Linked DNA regions of Homo sapiens: all the other regions are linked to region 2. Evidence: chromatin loops called from intact Hi-C (ENCODE). Cell type or tissue: heart left ventricle. All regions are shown on one strand. Each heading gives the region's core, and the rest is flanking DNA. Links, peaks and the distances in the headings are about the cores only.

Evidence for each region. Hi-C counts contacts between places; a loop is a spot of excess contacts. Peaks named below come from ENCODE experiments on the same cell type or tissue, not always from the same donor. Only the 100,000 strongest peaks of a DNase experiment are listed, where the experiment ranks them.
Region 1: it touches region 2 in a loop (10-fold over the local background); 19 of 110 quality-filtered maps call a loop at or near these places.
Region 3: it touches region 2 in a loop (8-fold over the local background); 19 of 110 quality-filtered maps call a loop at or near these places.

The regions. Positions count from the first base shown.
Region 1 is chr20:22,974,632-22,980,456 of GRCh38, forward strand. No RefSeq gene overlaps it. Among named protein-coding and RNA genes, the nearest start is that of SSTR4, 58 kb to the right of the region's middle. In heart left ventricle, for the core only: no CTCF peak of the experiment used is centred there; no DNase peak of the experiment used is centred there; H3K27ac peaks cover 1,730 bases.
Region 2 is chr20:22,859,667-22,865,491 of GRCh38, forward strand. No RefSeq gene overlaps it. Among named protein-coding and RNA genes, the nearest start is that of SSTR4, 170 kb to the right of the region's middle. In heart left ventricle, for the core only: CTCF peaks have their summits at 3,171 and 3,381; DNase peaks (open chromatin) are centred at 2,475 and 3,355; H3K27ac peaks cover 2,212 bases.
Region 3 is chr20:22,981,791-22,987,615 of GRCh38, forward strand. No RefSeq gene overlaps it. Among named protein-coding and RNA genes, the nearest start is that of SSTR4, 51 kb to the right of the region's middle. In heart left ventricle, for the core only: no CTCF peak of the experiment used is centred there; a DNase peak (open chromatin) is centred at 3,021; H3K27ac peaks cover 2,031 bases.

The DNA of each region.
Region 1 (5,825 bases), core at 463-5,462, 120 kb after region 2:
CCAGAAGAGGGTAGCAAAATTTTCAAAGATAATTCTGAAAAAAATTCCAGGTCACTGGTGCTGGCTCTTCAGGCTGGGGAAGGGAGTATCTGGGCATGCCTGGGAGCCCAGGTGCCTGAGTCCTCAGGAACATGCCTAGGGCTCTGTTCCTGCCTGGATAAAGAGCTTACAGGAATTCTGGGGATGGGCAGGAGGGCTAATCCAGGATCGTAGGCTGTGCTGCCTGTTGATCCATGGCCCAGTCATTATTATGGATCCATTCCTTGGAGCTGGAAGAGGCAGTGTCCCTCTGCCTGGGCTTCATAAAGGTACAGGCACAGGAATGCTGGTCCAGAGCCCCGTCTGACCTTAGTCAGAGCTGCTCTTCTTTACCTGTTTTGTTCAGGACTCCAAATAGTTAACTTGGAAAATCAAAGTTGGACCACTCAGAAAACAAGTTCTTCATCTCTCTAGAATCACCTGTTCCACTCACCCCATGAGCTGAAAGGAACAAAATTTGTGTCACTCTTTTCTTCTTGGAATTTACCTTTTGGTAGTTAATAAACTTTGTTATATGGTATTCACTATATATTTGTCATACTAAGTATCACATACATGTCAAGCCATGATGAACCAAACATTCCCAAGGGCAGCTAGGGGTGGAGCTTGGGACATCTTGTGATTGAATCCTCCTCCATAGCTTTGAGCTTCCACGTGGGCTTTTTTAAAAGCTGTGGGGGAGTGGAGGTGTTAGGTCTTCCCTTGCTTGCCTGTTGGCTTATCCATCTCTCATTTCCTTCAAGCACTGACACTGTCCCTTCTTCATCATTTCTTGGCACCTAACAAAGGACCCTTGCATGGAACTTTGGAAGAGCAGAGGATGATAGGTAAAATGGAAAGAGCTTAAATCTGAGCAGGCACCACTGTTTCCCCTGGGCACAGGCCATCCCCACCTCGCACATACATACTCACCTACGCTTACCCTAAGCCTTTGTCCAAATCCCTCTCACAAAGCATCTAGCTTGCCTCTCCTTCCTCTGTCTCAAGTCACCAGGAACTTGAATTCAGGCTTCCTGGGGCAGTAAGAAAACCTTCTCAATTTAATATGATCAACAGCTCCCCCATACTCCTGAGCAGCCAGGATGACTCCTTTGCAGAGCCAAAGATCCATTTCCCTAACAAAATGTCCTTCTCATCTTGGGGAGAATTCTGTTAGGAACAGGGATGGGATCTCCACCTTGAGGTCTGAGGACAGAAATTTGGTTAAGAAGAAATTACATCTTTATTTCCACTAGCCTGTAACTGAAATTTGGCATCTCCTTCTACCATGAATGGAGGCAACAAGCTAGAGTTTTATTATCAGGACTTATGACTTTATTTCCAGCAGAAATTGAAGATATTTTCATCTCATTTCAAACATGTAAATATATCTTCAAATAGCATTTATGTTCCCCACTACTTGGAAATTATAGAAGTTATCACACTTGCTGCTAGGACCTGTTAATAGCTAAAACCACATAGACATGACTATACTTACATAGTTTAGTGCTTTTTCTTTAAATCACACGTATTTGATTTTCAGCACTTATCAGCTTTCTTCTGAGAAAGGTTTCACAGGCTCCAGCAGACTGCCAAAGAGGTCCGTGGCACAAAAAAACCCATATTCCAGACACATCTTGTGACTGACTGCAGTCTATCTGTAGCACAACCTGTCTCCTCTTTAAGCACCTCACAATTCAGTCAGCTGTCGGTTACCAATTAAATGTATATCAAAGCTTTAGAGTGCAGAACCTATTCAAGGACTACAGGAACTGGGAGGAGAGTGAGCAGGTGGGTGGGGAGCTACTTGTACCAATACCCTATCCATATTGGTTTCGTCTGGGTTTTCCCATAGGCCAGAGTGCCCAAACCTGCCCTCACCTGACATGCTGACATGAGGATGGCCTTGTCACATGTACTGCCATCTATGACAGAATTTGGTCTTGGATATTCTGTTCCAGAACCCAGAGGTGGTGGTAGGCAGAGGAACAAAGTCGACTGAGCCTCTGGGGGAACAAGAGGAAACAAAGGAAATATTTAACAAATTAAGAGACAATCGGAAGTCAATGAGAGGAGGCAAACTATCAATGGTCAGATGAGCAGGGAGTCCCCAGCATGGGTGAGCCCACCCTCAGTGGGGAAGGGAACTTGCCTGTGGTGTTAGCTTCTATGATGGAAGTCCATGAAGAAGAAGTTCTACAAATGGGGAAATTGAGACAACACAAGCAAACTAAGAAACTTGGGACACATAGTAGAAATCTAGACGGTTCTTTTAATGGACAGACTATTCTTTAAAGGAGGTCCTAAAACTGTAGAGATCACAGTCCCCGCTAGGTTCACCACCCCACCTGGCAGGAAATGTTGTGAGAAGGGGTTTAAGTGTAAAGTAAACTTGTAACAAGAGTGGCTGGCGCCAGTCTAAGCAAGAGGTACCACAAGGAATTTGTGCACATCCAGGAATGTGGAGTTCCACAACTCTCAACTAGCTTGTGGGAAAGCATAGGGCTGCTTTTCTGTTGACTAAAGCTATGAAAGAACTGAAAAGTGTGGCTTGCCAGGAAAACACTTGCTGTCCCCAAGGACACTAGCGCTGAGGACATGAGAGGAAGCAACACCCTTGGATCTGCCATCACTTGTCTAAGAATGGCAATCATCCAGTAACAGATCAGCCTTGGCTTTCAGGCCAACAAATTTCAGGCACTTGTAATAAGCTGTGCAACCATCGCCACTATTTTCTTACCCAATTCCTTTTCAGCTCCAGCAGGTCCTGCCAGTCACCTTGTACGACTTACCCCACTGGCTTTTTACATTTCAGAATTAAGAAATATCATACAGCAAACAAAGGGTTGAGTTAAAAAAGCTTGTTTGCACATTGTTTTAGGAATTCAGAACACATTTCCCATAGAAACAATGCAGACAAGCCACAAAGGCAGATGGTTCCCTTCCTTCTGCCCCCACCCAAAAGTTTAGCCTGTGATGTTCTGAAAGCACAGTATTATTCCCCATTAAATTGTTCCTGAAATAATGCCTTTTGAGTCATAATTCAGAATGCCTAACTGAATTTTATGGTGGCTTTAAATGTGGCCCCAAAGTTCTTTGCACTCTATGTGCTCTCCCCTTGATCCTGGCTCTGATGACTTGACCAAAAGAATAAGGCAGAAAGGATGCTATGCCAGTTAATTTTGTGATTATAGAATTACTATGATACCAAAACCAGATAGTACTAAAAAACCCCAAAGACCACTATCCCTAAAAAATACGGATGCAATAATCCATACAAAATATTAGTAAATAGAATTCAGCAATACATAACTATATACCATGATCAAGTGAGATTTTTTTTCCCCAGGAGTTCAAGGCTGCTTTAATATGTAAAAATGAATATAATCCACCATGTTAACGGACTAAATAAAAATCACATGGTCATATCAAGGGGGAAGGGAAGCATTTGACAAAATTCAACACCCATTATGATGAAACTCTCAGAAAAATAGGAATAGAAGAAAACTCTTCCAACTTGATGAGCATCCACAAAAAGTCCAGGCTCCCTCCACGGTCTTCCTGGTAACATGGGAGTGAGGGACTTTCACAGGCTGGCAGGGATGGAAGTCTTGGCTCCCTACTCAGTCTTCTCTGACGGTGACCCATTCATTGTGGGGGCTGGACTCCTCATTAGCCTGGTAGTCTAGGCTCCCCATCTGGCCTTGGTGAGTGGAGATGGGGCTGCCGATTTTCTGTGGTGTTTAGATGGAGTAAAGCAGATGTTGCTAACAGGCTTTCTTTTTTAAATTTGTATAAACTTAAGAGATATAAGTATAATTTTGTTACATCAATATATTGTATAGTTGTGAAGTCTGGGCTTTTAGGGCACCCATCACCCAAATAATGTGTACTCTACCCATTAAGTAATTTTTCATCACCCACCTGTCTCCTATTCCCTACCCTCCCGAGTCTCCAATGTCCATCATTTCACAATTTGTCCTAGTTTATACACTATTTAGCTCCCACTTATAAATGAAAACGTGGTGTTTGATTTTCTGTTTCTGCGTTATTTCACTTAAGATAACGGCCTCCAGTTCCATCCATGTTACTTCAAAAGACATGACTTCATTTTTTTTGACTGAGTAGTATTCCATTGTGTATATGTATCACATTGTCTTTATCCAATCATCTGCTGATGAACACTTAAACTGATTCCATATTACTGTTATTGCGAATAGTGCCGTGATAACATATGAGTGCAGGTATCATTTTTATATAATGATTTCTTTTCCTCTGGGTAGATACACAGTAGTGGCGTTGCCACTCCAAAGGGTAATTCTATTTTTAGTTCTTTGCCATATCTCCACGCTGTTCTCCAAAGAGGTTATACAATTTACATTCTCACTGGCAGTGTGCCTGAAGGTTTTATGTCTTGCCAAGTCTTAGTTCTTTGGCCAGAGAGAGCAGGCTTTTGGGGGGCCTTTCTTGCCTGTGCCTGTTGGTATTTCTGGGTGGCTCACTTCTTTAGCTCTGACTCTGGAATATGAATCAAAAAGAGATTCCTGGGACTTACCGCTAGGTCATCCGTTGGGTCCTGGGGTCCCTGGCCCATCTGCCTCTTTCTCTTCACCTTTCAGAGGCTTATGTTTGCTTTGCACACAATGTCCCAAATTTTAGTTACTTTTAGCAGGATGGATAGGGATGGATAGATAGATAGTCCATCTATTCTATCTTCCTGGAAGCAGACACCTGATATTTTTGGATATCTGGATTCTGCCTCTACTTTATTATTTGACTGGATGTGGAATTCTAGGCTGTACTTTAGAATTTGAAGGTTTTGCTGCACTAACTTCTTCCCTTCCAGCATTGCCTTCTGATTTTTTTTTTAATGGGATCTTCTCTCCTTTCTGCTCTCTCTGTGTCACCCTCAACCTTCAGGACGTTTTTTTTTTCTCTCTAGAACCCCAAAATGTCATGAAGGTGTCCTTGGTATGTATGTTTCTCCTGTCTTTTGGGGGGGTACTCTTACGGCTTCTTTAACTTGGAGACACATGCCTCAGGAGTATAGAATTGTTCCACTGCTTATTTGACAGGTTCCTTTCCTTTATGCTTTTCAGCCTTCCTGGAACTCTGAAGAGCCAGTTGCTGCATCTTCTGGAACAGAAGATGCCTCTAGGTTTCTTTTCTCTATTTTTCTGCTTCTTTTTTGTCTATTTTACTTCCCAAAAGAGTCCTTTAATCTTCTAATATTTCTCTACAATATTGATATGGTCATAATGTATATGTCCCTCACCCCAAATTCCTGTGTCGAAATTCTCACTTTTAAGATTATGATATTACAAGGCAAAGTCTTTGGAGGGTGATTTCATGAATGATATTAGGGCCCTTAATTTAAAAACCCAAGGGAGAGGCCAGGCACAGTGGCTCATGCCTGTAATCCAAGCAGTTTGGGAGGCTGAGGTGGGCGGATCAAGAAGTCAGGAGATCGAGACCATCCTGGTTAACACGGTGAAACCCTGTCTCTACTAAAAATACAAAAATTGGCCAGGCATGGTGGCATGCACTTGTAGTCCCAGCTACTCGGGAGGCTGAGGCAGGAGAATCATTTGAACTCAGGAGGCGGAGGTTGCAGTGAGCCGAGATTGCACCACTGCACTCCAGCCTGGGCAACAGAGGGAGACTCCGTCTACAAAAAACAACAAACAAACAAACAAACAAAAAAACCAAGGACACAGCAAGAAGATGCTGCCTGTGAACCAGACAGAGAGTCCTCACCAGGCACCAAATCTGCTGATGCCTTGATCTTGGATTTCCCAGCCTCCAGA
Region 2 (5,825 bases), core at 391-5,390:
GGATTTGTTGCCAGCCTGGCCTCCCTCGTTCTGCTCCCTACATCTCTGTGTTAGCCACACTGGCCTTCTCACAGACTCTGGAGCATACCGTGCCATCTCCCACCACAGGGCCCTTGCACATGCTGTTTCTTCTGCCTGGAATGCCCACTCCATCACATCCTGCACAAATATATTGGCCCCACTTAATTCTGTACATGTTTAAGAGCTCAGGCCTAAGCTTCACTTCCTTAGGGAGTTCTCTATCCAATGGATTCTACTCCAGTTTAGACCAATTGCCTTCTCCCTCTGTGTAGTAATGATTGGCTTAATATTTGTCTCCACTAGAGTAGAAGCTCCATGGAAACAAGACCCTCACCAATGTTGTTCTCCACTATGTCCAAGAGGCCCAGTACAGTGGCAAACTCATAGCAGAAACACAATAAAATAGGTGTTGAATGAGCAAATAATGAATTAATTGGGAAGTGGGAGTAGGGGATCTTGGGTTCTAGTCTTTCTTTCCCTTCCTCCCTATCTCTCTCTCTCTCTAACTCAATGAGCAGTATAATCAAACTAGGTAACAAGTAGAAGGGGTAAAAATACAGGGCTTGGGTAGTAAGAGCTGCAAGACATGGGACAGAGAAATCCATAAATGTCCAATGTATGCAGGCAACCGAAAAGCCCTCAGCATCTGACATTTCTCTGAGTATGGCAGAAATCTAAAATGTGTCAGTGGCTTGGCCCCTGAGCATTTAGATTTTTGTAGGCTACCACACATTTGGGCAAAACTACTTCCAAACTGCTGGGCCATGTATAGATTACTACTTTCCTGGCCTGCTTTTAACATTTATTTGTAGGAGGCAAGACTGAGCCAATGGTCCTGAGGGCCCCACGGTAGGCCACCGAGGGCTCAAAGAGTCTGGCGGCACCATTGGCTCATGTGCATACCCAGCAAACTCATGTTCTTGCATCCAGCTTTGGAGCTGGTGGGAGACACTGGATAAGGACTCTGTTTTCAAGGAACAACCACTGTGAGCTAGCTTAAGTCGAAAGGGGAAATTTGTATCTCCAGACTTGAGACCATGTCTTATAAAGGATCAAAACCAAGCACACAGCCAGGGCTGCCTCCCTCTGGACATCTTATTTATTCTCTCTGATTTTAGAGAGCTTTGGTGGGTGTAAGATGTGACCCTGCTCCTTCCATTTAAGAGACTTGCCCAGATTGGGCATCTGAGTCCCGTCCTGAACTCTCAGAACAGGACCCCGACAGGCGCAGCTGCATGAGGGTCCACATACAGCCCAATGAACCATGGCCAGGGTGGAGAGGTAACCATGAGCAAACCACAGAGCTCCTCAGATCCACTCCTGGAAGTTAAGGGGGCTGATGAGCTGGTGGCAAGCTTGGTAAACACGCTAAGAGGCTCTGACAGTATGATGCCTATCTTTGGAATGAAGGGTCTGTACTGAATGTTAATAGAATCAGCAGTGGGAAACTCCAAGTAAGGATGACCGCCTTTTTACGACATATCATCTGGTTTATTGTACTGTACACGGTGAGTGCATTATACACGGTATGAGACTGGAAGTCCCTGTGGTAAGAAACTACGTGGTCTGGTGTTCTAACAAATAACAAATATTCTACTGGGGCTCAAAAATAAGTAATAATGACATCATCTCCACGGCTTTTTCATTACTGACACTAGCATGGAAGCTATTCTTCATGGCTTAAGTAATCCCCAGTAATCAAAACAAGGCACCATCTTGCTGAAGAACCCATTTGCTTTGCTGCTGGGGAATGTTGTCATGTGAGGAACTGAAGCGTAATGAGAGTGACTCACAAAAGGGTTTCCACACGGAGAGAACAGGCCACCATCTCCAGCCTTCCTTTTGTTTTCTATGCCCATAAATTTGATTTTATGCACCTTGCAGGGTTCATAGCCACCTGCATTCTCTTTCCATTGAGGATGCCCTCTGCAATCCTGGTCCTTAACCCAGAGAAAGAGCGCAGGAGTATCAGGAGTCCGGATGAAGTCTGAATTATCAGCAACTGAAAGTTGTGGTGTCAGAACACAGCAAGGCCGGTCATGAAGCTGGAGCAAAGAGGGTGATGTCACACTAGTGCGTGCCGACTATGAGCTACACCGACTCACACAGGCCTCTTTTATTCCAACAACAACCCCTCGAGGTCAGTATTAAGTTATATAGCAGCAATGGGTAACCACTGAGTCATTTAATGCACAGATGTAAATTTGGGGACAATTTTTCTTACAGTAATGTGGGGAGCAGATTCAGCAGCACACACACTGGAGGCAGAATGTTTATGTTCTGCAGAGCAAAAAATAAAAAAAAAAACCCTTTCAACCATCAAAAGACCAGGCAAGTCTTGCTGATTTGCAGGACAGAGGGGCTTCTGGCAAGATGTGCCTGGAGCCAGGGGAGCGGCGCTGAAGCCTCAGGGATGCGCAGGGAGGGGCAGGATGTGGTGTGCATTGCCCTGGAATCATGTTCCTGAGCCTCATCAAGGAGGAGCCGGGTTTCCTGGAGCAGCCGCCCCTGTGATGACACGAAGGAAAAGGATATGATCAATATCCTTTCTGAAAAGGATGGAAAAACGGCACCCTCCCCTGGACTCGCACACATTTTTTTCTAGCTCAGCAAGAAAGAGTGAGGTCCCCTCAGCCTCTGCGCACATCAGGGTGACAAAGGTGGACAATGTCTGGTTCGCCTTTCACCTTCAAGGCCAATTCTGGGACTTACAGAGTAGGTGTCAAAATTGTATTTTAAGACAAATGCACTTGGTACTGATGTGCTTAATGGCTCCATTTTAGACATTTTCCACAATTCACACTCACACCTGAGGCAATCAGTATAGAAAAATCTTGGCAGAAAAGTGAACAGGTGACAGGTTTGGGTTACCTGTGAGTGTTTAATTGAAGGACTGTGGTTTCCTTACTCCTTTGGCTTCACACAGATAATTAAAACTTGAAAGTGCTTTGAATATTTATTCATTTTTTTCACCAACAGCTGATGATCATTAAACACACAGAAAATTCACAATAAGTATTTGGTCAAGCCCTTTGTTCTTCCTGTTCGTACAAACCTGCAGGGTGGTTATGAAGATGGATGCGCTCTGGGTATACATTGGTTTTCAACTCTGCTGAAGGATCAGACACCCTCCCAGATGGAACAGCCCCACCTCTGGCTATAAATATTATAACCCCAGGGATTTCTAAGGAAATACATATTCACTGCTGAAGGTCCCAAGTGTGAATTTAGCTTAAGGAATGTGGAACGGCAGCCCCTGCCTTTAAACTTTATAATAAGGGTCCTTCCTGGAAGCGCAGCCTCCCGGGCCCACGCGACGTCTTTTCCTGGAAAACCAAAGACCTCAAGAGCTGCCGTGGCCAGGGCAGGCTCTCAGGTCTCTTTGGCTCTGAGCTCCTTTTTGTAATTCAGCTTCCTGACGCCTGCATGAAGATGCCAAACACGAAAATGGCTATTGTCCCATTCTAATGGACAAAAGTCCAGACAGGAATAGGCCTTGAAAAAAATGAGACTCTGCCCTGTTTTTGGCCAGTCCTGACACTAGGATCCTTCCTATAATACTCAGGTGAGGAAAAAACAAGTTACATATTTTCTTTACCTGCAAATACTGTGAAATAATAAAACTTTAGAGCATTATTAAACTTGCACTTCAGAAAGAAAACTATTGTATTCCCACATTTTGATTCCAACACACACCCTTCCCTTCCACCCTCACATTCTTCATATTCCTGAAATTGAGATGCATCTTACCCTCAGAGTTTACATTTTATGTCATGCTCCTCTCTTGAAAAAAAAATCTGTTATTGAGTTGGTTCTTTGTCTTTCATCTTATGCTATCTGAATTAGGGAAATGTGCCATGTGTTTTTCACCATCCAATTAATTTAAACACAAATATGCTCAATAACTGCAAAAGGTGACTCTAATGAGCTCTGTGGAAAGCATTTATTTCTTCCTAGACACAGAAATTTCCATCCTTATTCAGTTGGTCTTTCACTTATTTTTGTTCTGTTCTTGTAGGAACCCCATGTATTTCTTAGCCCACCTTGATCTTTATTGGGCTGTTATATTGCTTTTTCAAGGACATTATTATTGTATGCAAAAAGTCCTTATTCTCTGACTATGACTATGCTCTGCATTCACTTTGAAAAAAAAAGTTTGTAAACTAATTTCTCCAGTGATTTGCTCCCCCTAATGCTCTGCAAAATGCCAGCTGCCTGTGGATATTCCTGGAATTGGCTGCTTGAAACTAAAGGCTCTCAAGTTTTGCAATGATTTTTCCATGATCCTGGCTGTGTCTGAAACGTTTTGATGTGAAGAAGCATAAACTGGCTGGACCCTGAGCTGCAAATGAATTTCGTGGTCGGCAGGACTGAGAGTTTCATGTTACTTTCTGTGCAAGACCACCCACTGTCTCCCCATGACCTCTCCACTGCCCCCCACCCACTGGGATGTACAGCTGCTCTGGAGATGTTATTGAGCCATTCTCCTTCAAGTGCACTAGCCACTCAACAACACACACTTTAAGGTTACCGCCTTGCGTCCACCACTATCTTGGGCATGATGGGGACAAGCAGGGCAACCCTTGACATAAAAAGATTTTGTTTTGATTTTCAGATGTAAAGTCTCTGAGCTCATGAACCTTTATTCCACAAGGACACGTTACATGCACAGAAGTTCTCAGGGCATAACAGAAAAAAAAAAGCAAGAAAGCAGGGTTCTCCTAACAGTAATTTGTGCCCTGTCCTGTGTTAACCCAGATTCCTTTATCAGGACCCTGCACTCATCCCCAATTGCTGGGCATGTGGGCTGCTAACATTTCACAGCTGCATACTTTTCTGAAGAACTGCCTTTGGCCAATGGTTTCCACTTGTCCTGAAATATCAGGCAGCATACACATCCATTGGTATCTGACACAGGAATACAAAAGACTGGTCCCCTTGCTTTGAAGTGGGATAAACCTATAGTGCTGTCATGCTACATGTAGGGTCACGCTGAGATTAGACCCCAGCAACACCACATTTTCACCTGGCCCTTTCCTCTGCCCCACCTCATTTCTTTCCTATCTCTTCTCCTAAAATGCTCATTTAGTAAATAATTCAAAATAATTCTTACCTTGGGCTTTGCTTCTAGGAAAATTGACCTGTGAAAAATGTTTTATCTCTTTAAGAAATTTTAAAATAAAAACAAAGAAGGGAGGGAAGACATGTAAGATTACCCTTCATGCAGGCCTTTATTCAGGCCTTGCTATGGAAAAGAAACTAAAATACCACCCCTAAGAGAGTTTCCTGGCTTCAGCAATGCCACCCCTAGTCTCTTTAGAAGAACCTTTCAGTGGCATCCTTCTATAGCAAACACCACACACCATGCACCCCAAATAGCTGCCAAGAAATGGAACAGGGGCAGCAGGGGCTGCCCTTCCTCTGGAGGGTAGAATCAGAGCCCTGACCCATGTCCAGAGTGGAAGGTAAACTCAGGTTGAGTTCAATAGAAGGAGCATCTAAGGGGCTCATGCAGACAGAAAAGGTCTTCATGAGTCAGGTATGCAGTGACTCTGGAGTTAGATGAGAATCTTACAGTTCTATGAGGGAAGTCACTGCAAAATGACTTTCATGGAATTCCAGAAAACCATGTCCAAAAATAGCAAAATAAGATCCTTTCTTGCACTGTAGTTTATGTAGGGATAAAATATACATTTTGAAATGAGACAGAGTGACCACAGGTAGAGTGAATATGGCAGCTACAGAGGGCTAAATGCATCCTCAAGGTACACCAGGCTTAAAGCATGAAAGCAGGAGGTAATATC
Region 3 (5,825 bases), core at 463-5,462, 120 kb after region 2:
ACAGCTCAGCCCATAACAGTTTTTATCTGGAGCTGTTTCTCTGGATAAGTTAAGTACGATGGGGTCTGTCTCTTCAAAATAATCCTCTAATCCATGGTTTGATAAGTGCACACTGGGCTGCAGGTCTTTGGGAACAGGTCAGAGGAAAGGGCCAGAAAAATGGCCCCACTGTTCATGATGAAAAATTTCAAAGAATCCCCCTATAGTTGGCCCTCGGGCTGGTCTGCACCCTCTTCTGTGTGTACAGAATCCTAAAATAGCTTGGTTCAATGTCTCCAGAGAATAAACTGACCTCCTGCCTTTGGGGAGAGGGAAACCTGGGATCAGGGAGGCACCCACTGAATCCTCTATCAGACTGTCTTTCAGCACTGCCCTTGGGGTATCGTGCCTTGGCCCAAGGGCTATTGTGGGTTTCTGCAGGATGCACCAGCTGACTTCTTGCTGCTACTCTCCTCCATAGCCACTTAGTTTATGTTTTTTTCTGCCTTTCTGCCTAGGTATGTTACCACCAGTTCATCTACAAATTCTCATAGGGAGAGAATTTAGACTGGCAGATATTCAGCCTCAGAGAAGGCTATTTGTAGATATTAGCTGTTTCTCTTCTAAAGCATCTGTGTTAGTCCGTTCTCACACTGGTATAAAGAAATACCCAAGACTGGGTAATTTATAAAGAAAAGAGGTTTCATTGACTCACAGCTCTACATGGCTGGGGAGGCCTCAGGAAACTTGCAATCATGGCAGAAGGCACCTCTTCACAAGGCAGCAGGAGAGAGAATGAGTGCCAGCAGGGGAAATGCCAAATGCTTATACAACCATCAGATCTTGTGAGAACTCATTCAATATTGTGAGAACAGCATGGGGGAAACTTCCCCCGTGATTCAATTTCCTCCCACTAGATCCCTCCCATGACACTTGGGAATTATTGGAACTACAATTTAAGGAGAGATTTGGGTGGGGATATAGCCAAACCACATCAACATTATTCTAGGAATGGCTTCTTCTTTATGTTCTTTGTACTTATTATGTTTTGTTTATTTCTTTACCATCATCACAGTCATTTGGAGAGGAAGTGAAGACAAAGGTTTGGGGTCAGTCTGCCATGTTTCATCAGAGGCTCACATAGAATTTACTCTGCACAGTCCCACAGTCCCTTCTACCCACTAAAAAAATGACCTCAGCTTACTGGTATCCAAGCCTATATAACAAATTCTAACAGAGGGGCTGAATTTCAGATTCTTTTGGTATTGGGTATTTCTGTTCACATTTTTTAGCATAAGGCAAGTGCTTTTTGCCTTGGAGAATTTCATTATTTAATAATCAGCTTCCCTCAAAATTCTCTTTCTACTATAACCTGGAAAGAACTCAAGAACTTTAATTGTATACCACATTCTAAAAATCTTCCTTGCAAGCATAGATGTTGTATACCTTCTGCTCAGGACCACCCCTTTTTATTATTGTAAATTTAAATAACTTTTTTGTTTTAGAATAGCATTAGATTTATAGAAAAGTTCAAAGATAGTACAGAAAGTTCCTGGATGCCCCTCTTCAGTTTCTCTGATTGTTATCAACTCCATTACTGGGTACATTGTTGTTACAACTAGCAACAAATATCAGTACTTTACTATTAACTAAATCCATATGTTATTCAGATTTCAGTAGTTTTTCCCTCTTGTCCTTTCTCTGTTCCAGGATCCTACCCATGATACGAGATTACATCTCATCTTTGCGCCTCTTGTTTTGTTTGACACAGAGTCTTGCTCTGTTGCCCAGGCTGGAGTGCAATGTTGCAATCATGGCTCACTGAAGCCTCAAATTCCTAGCCTCAAGCAATCCCCCCACCTTGGCTTCCCAAGTAGCTGGGACTACAGGCATGTGCCACCACACCAGGCCCCTCAGGCTTCTTGAGGCTTTTTTGTTCTGTGACCATTTTTTAGACTTCCCTTGGTTTTGATGACCGTCATAGTCTTGAGGAGTCCTGGTAAGGCATTTTGTGGAATGTCCCTCCTTTTGGGTTTGTCTGACATATTTCTGATGGTTGGACTGGGGGTTTGGGAGAAGACCACAGAATTGAAGTATCGCACCCTCACAGCATATGAAAGGCACATAATCGGCATGACTTCTTGCCGGGGGGTGGTAAGTTTTATCAGCTTCAAAGCTACTTTCCCTTTTCCACATTCTGCTCTGTGGAAGTGCATAAGAGCCGCCCCCGCTCAAGGGGTGGGGAGTTAAGGCTATGTCTCTTTGAAGAGTCGTCCCCTTTTTTATTTTTGCAAGATGACAAATGATTGCAATGGCCGGAGCCTATCCATAGATGCGTAGATACTTCTCTCTATGTTTGTGAAAACACATCCTCAATTAAAGACAAAAGCCATCTTGTCCTCTGCTCCCCCCTACATCCTTCCTCCTCAGATAAAACAATTGTCTCCTCTTCTCAGAAACCAAGTCTCTGACCTCATGACAATAGGCTTTTTCTACAAGAAAGCAGGCCCATGTTAGGCAGTCTCTTGGGGGGTCGAAAGGGCCAAATGTGTACTTAGATGTGGATTTCACAGAGTGATTAGGTATGTGGATGTGTTTGTTTGCACTAAGCCACATGTTCTGGCATGAAGAGCTGAAGATGGCACATTACAGACCTGGCGCAGTGTGCAGAGGAGTGAAGGCACCCTGCTTTGGTCTCCTTTGTACCCTGGGCAGATCTGTTTTCAATTGTGTGGGACGTGGAGAGCATTTCTTGGCAATTCCCCCACCCCCAGGCTCTTCAGGGGACTAATGAAATAAGTGTGCAGAAAGTTCTGCATGCTCCTTGGAAGAAAGAAAAAGCCTGATGCTGAATGATTGCCGCTTCTCATGATGCCAACCACCTCTCCCTGAGCCACATCCGCAGAGCCTCAGTTTCTACGGATGGGAGGAAACCATGAGCTCTAAGTAAAGGAGTGGATTTTCCTTTAGCACTAGCCAACGTGGATGTGAAAGCCTGCAGGAAAACCACAACACCGCCTTCACCGACTCAGCAGCCCCAGGAGCGCATTTCCCCTTCACTGCACACCCTGGAGCCGCTGGTTCCCTAACCACTGCCAGCTTGCATAGGCTGTGGCTCTTTTTTTTCTTCATTTCCTTCATTTCACTGAAAGAAGTTGTGGCATATGAATATTTGGGGTGTCCTTTTACTCTTTGGCCTGGTTTATTACTATTCCACACACCTTCAGTTTATACCAAGAGGAATAAGCAGAATAGTTCTCAAGTTATTCCTGGAATTATATACAAAATTTAGATGGTTTTGAATGTCCTGGTCGTGGTGGACCCACTTAGTTTGAATTCAATGATCACTGACTACAAGAGCACCACTTGTTCATGGTGAAAATTATAAACTACAAACAGATTAAAAGGAGCTGGAATCCAATCTCCGGTTCATTCACTCATTCACTCATTCACGTAAGATAAGCTGAGCTTGCCTACTTGTTCAGCAAAACTGAGGGCCCTGAGGACAAAGAAGAGAGGGGCAGGCAGCCCTGTAGAGGTTATTTTAAAGAAGACCAAGCAGGGGACAGTGCGTGGGGCACAACGCATGAAACAGTTAACATTCAGGCTCCACACACTGCTTCCAGAAACACACCCAGGAAAAGGTGAGGCCCACTGCTGAGTTAACAGTTGGCCCACTTACAGAAAGACTCGGGGTTACTTTTATAAAGAAAGCAGAGAGGCTATATCCCTTCCAAACAAATCCCAGATGGGCTGAGACCCTTTTCTGTAAAATAAACATGCCCAGAACTTAGGAAGTGCAAGGGGAAGCATTTACAGGGAGATCTGAAGCTGCCAAGAGTGAGGGGGAGCAGTGAGCTGAGGACCACATCACCCTGAGCTATCTGACGGTGGCCTGTGTGCTGGCCTCTTTTGTGAAAATCGCTGTGCCACTAGAATTTGGAACTCACTTTGGCCACTAGAATTCCAGACACAATAGGATCTGTTTTTTTTTTTTTTTTTTTTGAGGCGGAGTATCGCTCTGTCACCCAGGCTGGAGTGCAGTGGCGCGATCTTGGCTCACTGCAAGCTCCACCTCCTGGGTTCATGCCATTCTCCTGCCTCATCCTCCCGAGTAGCTGGGACTACAGGCACCCGCCACCATGCCCGGCTAATTTTTTGTATTTTTAGTAGAGACGGGGTTTCACCGTGTTAGCCAGGATGGTCTCGATCTCCTGACCTCGTGATCTGCCTGCCTCGGCCTCCCAAAGTGCTGGGATTACAGGCGTGAGCCACCCTGCCCAACCCAGGATCTGTTTTTAATGCTCTAGGATGGTCACCTGTAAGACATGAGATTTGTTTGTAATTTTATTAAAAGTATATATCAAGCTACTGCCATGACATGTGCTTTTCATTTCAGTGGTTGGGGTACCCATTTATATTATAATAAGCAAATAAACAGTATACAATGCAAAGGAAAGTGTGTATATGTGCGAGTCATGTGATCATGTTTGGGTGTATGTATGTTTGTGGGAATAGTAGAGTTTCCAGGTTTAGCAAATAAAAGGACATTCAGTTAAATTCGAATTTCCAATAAACAACAAATAGATTTTTAGTATAAGTAATGTCTCAAATGTTGCATGGGACATATCTATACTCAAAAAGTATTCATCGTTTAACTGAAATTCAATTTAACTGCGCATCTTATACCTGGATTTTACCTGGCAATCCTCATCAGTGTGAGTGTGTGGAGTTGTGTCAGCGTTGTGTGAGTGTGTGAGTGTGTGCATGCACATGGCAGAGCCGGGGGAGGGCAGGGGGGCCTATGTGAGGAACGTGGGTGAAGGTGCCACCTGCCAATCTGAAAGATGTAGCCTGACCTCATTCTTCATCCTGTCCTCCAGAAAGAAACAAGACCAATCACAAATCACACATTGTAAGTTGTGATAATTTCCAAAGGTTTTACACATATTAAAAGTATAAACTTTGAAAACATTTATGACTTTGATAATTTTTTATCAGCATCAGGAAACATCTGGTCTAGTGAATTTTCAGCTCAGGGATTGACTGACTCTGAAAGACTTTTCCCCCAGACTCAGAGTCCCTGAAACATCACTTCCTCTCTTACTGCATATATGAATAACTATTTTTAAATAATAACTTTCACTTCATTAATTTAACGCCTGGGGCTGGATGCAGTGGCTCATACCTATAATTCCAGCATTTTGGGAGGTTGAGGCAGGAGGATTGCTTAAGGCCAGGAGTTTGAGATCAACCTGGGCAACACAGTGAGGCATAGTCTCTACAAAAAATAGGCTGTGGTGGGAGGATTGCTGAAGCTCAAGAGGCCAAGCCTACAGTGAGCCATGATCACACCACTGTACTCCAGCCTGGGACATAGAGAAAGACCCTGTCTCAAAAAAAAATAATAATTCAATACATGAGAAAATTATTTAAAAAAATCTAAAATGCAGTGGCTGCATTATGCAAGGAAAAATATTTATAAAATAGAAAACAATTGCAAATACTTAAGTGTCCTAAGAAAGGATGCCGAGTTCATTATGGTCCAGTCACACAATGAAATAGTATGCCCTCAGTAAAGCAATGTTCATGAGAGCTTTGTTCTGTGCAGACTAAAAGCAAACTGAAAAACGACAGGCAAAAATGCACTCACAAAATTATTTGTCTGTGCATATGAAGTGTATGAAAATGCTGGTAGAGAAAGAAAAAAGCATGTATTGTTACTAAGGTAAAAAAAAAAATGACATGCAGTAAAATTTTGGTAGAATTTTGTGTGTGTGTGAGTTTAAAATAATTTTTTGGTCTTTTCATGCTTTTTATTTATTTTTATTATTATTATACTTTAA